Regions from separate parts of the Homo sapiens genome. Here region 2 is linked to region 1. A link is a contact called in ENCODE Hi-C or POLR2A ChIA-PET data. All regions are on one chromosome and are shown on one strand. Each heading gives the region's core, a stretch centred on a gene start or an enhancer-like site at or near the end of the contact. The rest is flanking DNA. Distances are from core to core; before and after follow the strand shown. Region 1 overlaps LACTB (lactamase beta). Region 2 overlaps RAB8B (RAB8B, member RAS oncogene family).

What was found. A loop is a pair of places that touch in the nucleus more often than their neighbours do. ChIA-PET counts read pairs that join two places held with the same protein, here RNA polymerase II (POLR2A). Pooled maps may share reads with other maps.
Region 2: a map of pancreas shows a loop between it and region 1 (3-fold over the local background). The contact joins two enhancer-like sites. A Hi-C loop is called at or near these places in 1 of 168 maps with a recorded cell type or tissue (pancreas) and 1 of 50 pooled maps. POLR2A ChIA-PET finds 5 or more read pairs at or near these places in 2 of 52 experiments (AG04450 and activated CD4-positive, alpha-beta T cell).

The regions. Positions count from the first base shown.
Region 1 is chr15:63,134,336-63,137,549 of GRCh38, reverse strand. The region is part of intron 5 of LACTB (lactamase beta); the gene reads right to left. Among named protein-coding and RNA genes, the nearest start is that of LACTB, 14 kb to the right of the region's middle. Within about 2 kb of position 1,594, at least 4 of the 41 ENCODE cell types and tissues checked have a DNase peak (open chromatin) inside an H3K27ac peak, as active enhancers do.
Region 2 is chr15:63,254,723-63,257,936 of GRCh38, reverse strand. RAB8B (RAB8B, member RAS oncogene family) reads right to left here. Exons shown (of 8, transcript NM_016530.3): 4 at 2,353-2,430; 5 at 1,343-1,432. Among named protein-coding and RNA genes, the nearest start is that of APH1B, 21 kb to the left of the region's middle. Within about 2 kb of position 1,461, at least 2 of the 41 ENCODE cell types and tissues checked have a DNase peak (open chromatin) inside an H3K27ac peak, as active enhancers do.

The DNA of each region.
Region 1 (3,214 bases), core at 345-2,844:
CCTGTATCAAAACATCTCACGTACCCCATAAATATATACAGCTGCTATGTACCCATAAAAATTGAAATTAAAAATTTTAAACATTAAAAAATGCAGCAAACACTCCAGAAAATATTCATTTTATTTGGTTTTCATCCCATCTAGTTATAAAATTAGAAATTTTTGTTGCAAACATTGTGCCAAACACATAAAAAATATGGCCAAGTTCTAATAATAAGCCGAGGCATTGACTGAGGATTCCCCTATCAACAAATTGAGTGTCTTTCAGTGGCAAGAACATTCACTGAGCTCCTTTGTGATGTTCACTTACTGGGTTATTTAGTGTACTTGCCTATACAGAGTATATTTGCTACACAGAATCAGTATAGTTATGTGCCTAAACAGAAACAGTGTCCCCACTGTTCCATTTAAGAAAATCCCAATTTTATTCAAGACAACAACATATCCAGTTAAAAACAATTCTCTTGCCTCCCTTACAGCTAAGTGTGATGTTGTGACTCAAATCTGAGCAAAAGAATTTAAGTGCTATTGTGAGGTGGGATTCTGGTGAGATACTTTTAAACAGGTGACAGACACCGTATGGTACTATTTTAAACACATGCATAAACACACAGAGAAGTGATAAAGAAGAGAAATATTTACTCCTGGAAACATAGTAACTCTAAAAAGCCTTAGTCAGGATATTATAAACAGGTTTATGGTTATACCCAACAAGTCAGTAGACTACATAACGAAGCTGGAAACATTTTTTTCCCCTCAAAATGGTACCATAAAACAAATGAATCCAAACATATATATTTATTAAGTTTTACTTCAAGGTTTTATTTTTGCCTGTATCTTTGAAGAGATTCCTTTTACTCCCTGAACTCCCCCAAAAAGCTGGTGCCTTTAAACTCCTTTAAAATAATTATTACAAAAAAGAATCAGAGTTGAGTTTTAGAGGCCCAAATAGATACTGTATCAAATAAAATAAATAAAGCAAACAGACAAAACATTTTCCTAGGTAACAATATTTCCTCTTTTAGTGCCCTATTTTATTTCAGCAGCCCATTTTATCTAACTAAAATGAATCAACTACCCTTTAGAACCATCGAGAACTACCAAAAATTAAAACAAGACAAAACAAAAAAACCAAACCAAAAGCATCTCAGAGCTGATAGGGACCCTTAACACTAGAGATAGAAACCCATCGCCTTTTTTCAAAGAATAGAAAATAAAATGAGCTAGGCTCACGCCTGTAATCCCAACACTTTGGGAGGCTGAGGAGGGAGGATCATTTGAGGTCAGGAGATCAGCCTGGGAAACACAGCAAGATCTCATCTCTACAAAAAAATTTAAAAATCAGCCAGGTGTGGTGGCACACATCTGTAGTTCCAGCTACTTGGAAGGCTGATACAGGAGGATCACTTGAGCCAGGGAGTTCAAGGCTGCAGTGAGGTATGATTGTGCCACTGCATTCCTGCCTAGGCAACAGAGTGAGATCTTGTCTCAAAAAAAAAAAAAAAAAGAAAAGAAAATGAAATTGACTCACCATCATATGGCATATTTTGATTTTTGCGCAAGTCACAAGTTAATTACTCATCAAGAAAACAGGAAATAATAGCTGCTCTGCAGTCTGCACATTCACAGAGACTTAATTTCTAGCTTAGAAAAGAGGCTCAATGAGTGGACATAACGTCCTTCTCCCCCTTATACACAGAGCTAGACGTCCATTTTCAAACTTTCAGATGTCTAGATCTAAATCATAGTAAGGTCATACATCCATGCCATCTTTACTAGAGAATCTTTTTTTAGATTCAACTGACAACTTCTGGTATTTGTCTTTTGTTTTTGAGACAGGGTCTCATTCCATCATCAGGTTAGAGTGCAGTGGCATGATCACAGCTCACTGCGGCATCAACTTCCTGGGCTCAGGTGATCCTCCCCGCTCAGCCTCCAAGTAGCTGGGACTACAGGCGCATGCCACCATGCCCGGCTGATTTTTTTTGTATTGTCTGACAGGGTTTCACCATGTTGCCCAGGCTGGTCTTGAACACCGAGGCTCAAGCAATCCACCCCTCTTGGCCTCCCAATGGTATTTATCATTTTTCTTGTGCTTTCCAGTAAAATATAATGCTAGATCCAAAAATAATAAACACAAAGAGTCTGAAGTAGTTGAGAACCACAGGCCATTTAAAAAATTAAAATTCATTGCTTGTTGCTAATCTAATTTATTTTGGGTCCCCAAGAAATCTCTTTTAGGCCACAAACTGATTTGCAATGCATATTTAATCCTTTTAAATAAGCTGATAATTGAACAATTATAATTTAAATACAACAGAAGATTGAACAAAACTAGTATGTAGATAAGAACACAAAGCTAAAAAATTTTCCAAAAAAAGCCACCATTTCATCTATTTCTTTATAAAGTACAATTAAACCATTTGTAAAGCATGTACTAATGGAAATATGCAAGGTAAAAGTAATAGTTGATTTGTTAAATGTGCTACCTTTCTAACAAATCAAATAATAAAATGGAAAATAAAATATAACTGTAAAATTCCTATCAGTAATTAACATTCAAAATTCTCTTCCAAAGCCCCTTTCACAAATTACTAGCAAAAATTATAATAAAATTTTAGTTTGACATAGTCCACTGAATGGCTTTCAAACTTTTTTTTTAACCTCAACCCACAGTGAGGAATATATTTCTCCTTTTGACTGAATGAAAACACACACACACACACACACACACACATCACACACACATCACACCCTTCTAAAACAGAAGTTTTATGGAGCAACACAGTGGCCAGTGGCATAGATGGCTGGTTGTTCACAAAATTGACTCTTCTTCATTAGTAATAAAGTAAAGCAAGGCACATGCCTGCTCAGCTACAAATTACATTTCTCAGCCTCCCTTGTCGCAAAGTGTGACCATACAGCTAAGTTTTTGCCAACAGAAGGTGGACAGAAATGAAGTGTGACACTTGCAAGTCTGGAGACCTTAAGGCCCTGAGTACATGCTCCATACCCTTTCTCTTTTCAGGAGGCTGGGGCACCTGCAGGGCTGTGATTGAGCTTCAGGTGTACAGACAGGGACACCACTGTGGAGAGAGGAGCAGTAAGATGGATGAATCTGGCCTCTTAAAGGCTTGTGGGGAACCAATCAGAACAGCTCACCTCAGGAATGCTGCAAGGGGGAATTAAACTTTTATTTTCCTCACGCCACTGC
Region 2 (3,214 bases), core at 212-2,711, 120 kb before region 1:
CGCACGCACGCCACCATGCCCGGCTAATTTTTGTATTTTTAGTAGAGACAGTGTTTCACCATGTTGGTCAGGCTGGTCTCGAACTCCTGACCTCGTGATCCACCCACCTCGGCCTCCCAAAGTGCTGGGATGACAGGTATGAGCCACTGCGCCAGGCCTTAATTAATTTTAATAAATGAGTCCAGAATTGAACAAAAACTTAAATACTAAAGTATTCATGCTTTGATTTCTATTGATTGAGACAAATTGCGAACTCTTATATATTCCTCAAAAAGTTCCTAGTTCATTTACAATGCTAAAATTAAGTAAATGTTTTTAGGGGAAAAAAGTTTGCAGCAAAAGTTCACAGTCAGATTGAAAAACAAAATGTGGCTGGGCATGGTGCCTCACACCTGTAATCCCAGCACTTTGGGAGGCCGAGGCAGGTGGATTGCTTGAGGCCGGGAGTTCAAGAGCAGCCTGGCCAGCACGGCAAAACCGCGTCTCTACTAAAAATACAAAAATTAGCCGGGTATATGTGTGTGGTGGCACATGCCTATAATCCCACCTTCTTGGAGGCTGAGGCATGAGAATTGCTTGAAGCCAGGAGGCAGAGGTTGCAGTGAACTGAGATTACGCCACTGCACTCCAGCCTGGGAGACAGAGCAAGACTTTGTCTCAAAAAAAAAAAAAAAGAAAAGAAAATGCATTTTGCATATATAATTTTTTTAAAGGCTAAAGCAAAATTCCAAGACTTAAAAAGTGAAGCTTCTAAGTCAATTTAGAATCTGTCACAGAAGTAAATATGTACACAAAATATTCCTTTGCTTTACAGGACACAAAAGAGAGAAATGCCCATGCCCATAAACAACATATAAATGACATCCATAGCTTGATCAGTTACAAGGAATTTATCCATAAAACCTAACGCTAATGTGTAGTAAAATATTCTTAGGGAAAAAAATGAATTGGAAAATGATTCCTGTTGAAACTTCACCTATCCCTATAACTTCTTTTTCAAAAAGAATGTTTACTTTAACTTCAAAACTGGGCATTTTCACACAGATCTGGAAGAAACAGCCTGAACTCTAAGCTGCAGGAATCTGAGAAAGGACCAATTTGTATCTCCCAGAAAACATTAGCAAATTCTTTAGGAATGAGTCATGACCACACAGTATAGAGAGCTGGATCTCGAATACTAATTCACACCATTCAAGTATGGATTACATCTCTTTGTTGTTGATATCCAATTTAAAGGGATTAAAACACAGATTTTAAAAAAAATCAATAATTAAATAATATGAAGAAAAGAAATGCTTAATGTGAGTAGATTCCAACCTTTATCCATTCCATTCACATTTACCTTCTCCCCTCTTTCTTTTGACACTTGTCTTTTGTCATTCATATCACATTTGTTACCCAGGATCATTCTTTCGACATCGGAAGAGGCATGCTGCAGGGAGAAAATAGCATGCTATAAAAACAGCCTGAGAAAAACCCGTTACTTAATAGACAAATCCAACCTGTCAGAAACACATGAATTTAATAAGACATAATCTTTTACTCACACAAGGCCTAATTCAGAGAAAAGTTTAAAGATGGGAAGAGGGGCAAAGCTACAGTACAAGAGCCCTCACAGAGCCTGTGCAAACCTTCTTCCCGAGGTTTGGAAAGAAGGTGGAACAAACACAAATAAAGCTTATGGTGATCTAATGACAAAATTTCCAAATATTCAGGTCAAAGAAGGACAAAAACTTGGTACTGAGTGAACCAGTGGAGATGGTATTCTAGATTCTGTACTATTTTAAAAAGAAATTCATCTAAGTTTATAGAAACGTGTACAAAATTATTTCAGAGTCAGATTTCTTTCTTAAGTGACAAAGACATTAAAAAAATCTTAATACCAATTATCCTGGAATTAAAACAATCTTCAAATATCTAAGATGGAGAAAATGTCAGAAGGGCAAAAAGTTGCCAAGGTAAAGAGATAATTGTTGCTAGCCAAACAGCATGGTGGGATAGAAGCTGGGAACCAGATGTTTTAATCCTGGCTCTTCTTTTTAAAGGCTGTATGAGCACAGGCAAATCACTTCTTTCTGTTCTCAGTTATTCATGTGTAAAATGTGATCTAGGATTAAATTATTTCCCATATCTGGCCCAAGCTTAAAATCTTGTGACGTTACTTCTCTGTCCCCCTAACCCCCAGTAGTCAGACTGGCAGCACCAGAGATTTATGGAGCTCTTCAGAGAGAGAGGGCCCAACCTGCCCATGCCCTGCTTCTAAGCAGCTCAGCTGCCTTGCAGACAGAGGAGCCTTTTACAAGCACCCAGCAGGACTCTTCTCCAATGTCACCATTCTCTTTCCACACATACCTCTTCAATGTTTCTGATCCAATTTTTAATATTGTCAAAGGATTTTTCATTTGTGATGTCATAGACCAGCATAATGCCCTATAAGGGGGAAAAATATCTTTATTTAGTACTTTATATATTTAAAGTTATAGTATATAATGTCAATGTACTCCTACCCTCCAGAAACCTTTTGTTTGTCCATTTTTTCCCTTTAAAAAGGGTTCATAATAAATTTGAAAAGTACAGAGAAACAAAAATCAATAAATACTTATTCCACTGGTCTCACCATGTAAATAAAAACCCTTTTAACATTTTCACTGTTAACCTTTAATGAATTAGTGATCGTGGTAAAGGTGATACACCCTTTCTACCTGACCTCACATGATAACAATCAGCCCCAATTGGAGCTGAGTGTTAAGTCAAAACAGCGATAACATTGAGAGTAAGAGTTAATCACTTCCACTGTGCACTTGTTTATTCCAAGTAGAAACTATCTTGCTTTCTACTCTTCTACTAAGATTGAGACCACACTGCTTTAAAATTATTTTTTATGTAGGTTGATCAAAAAATAGGTTGTCACTATTTATCTAAGTACATCACAGACACTTAAAATCCAATGCATTTGTTATACTGGTTTAATGAAAGGCATTCTCATCATATTTTTAAAGACTCCATGTCTGGTATTTCTTTTTTTGAGACACAGTCTCGCTCTGTCACCCAGGCTGGAGTGCAGTGGCATGATCTCCACTCACTGCAAGCTCCACCTCCCGGGTTCACGCCATTCTCCTGCCTCAGCCTCCCGAGTAGCTGGGACTACAGGCGCCCGCCACCACACACAGCTAATTTTTTGTATTTTTAGTACAGACAGGGTTTCACCATATTA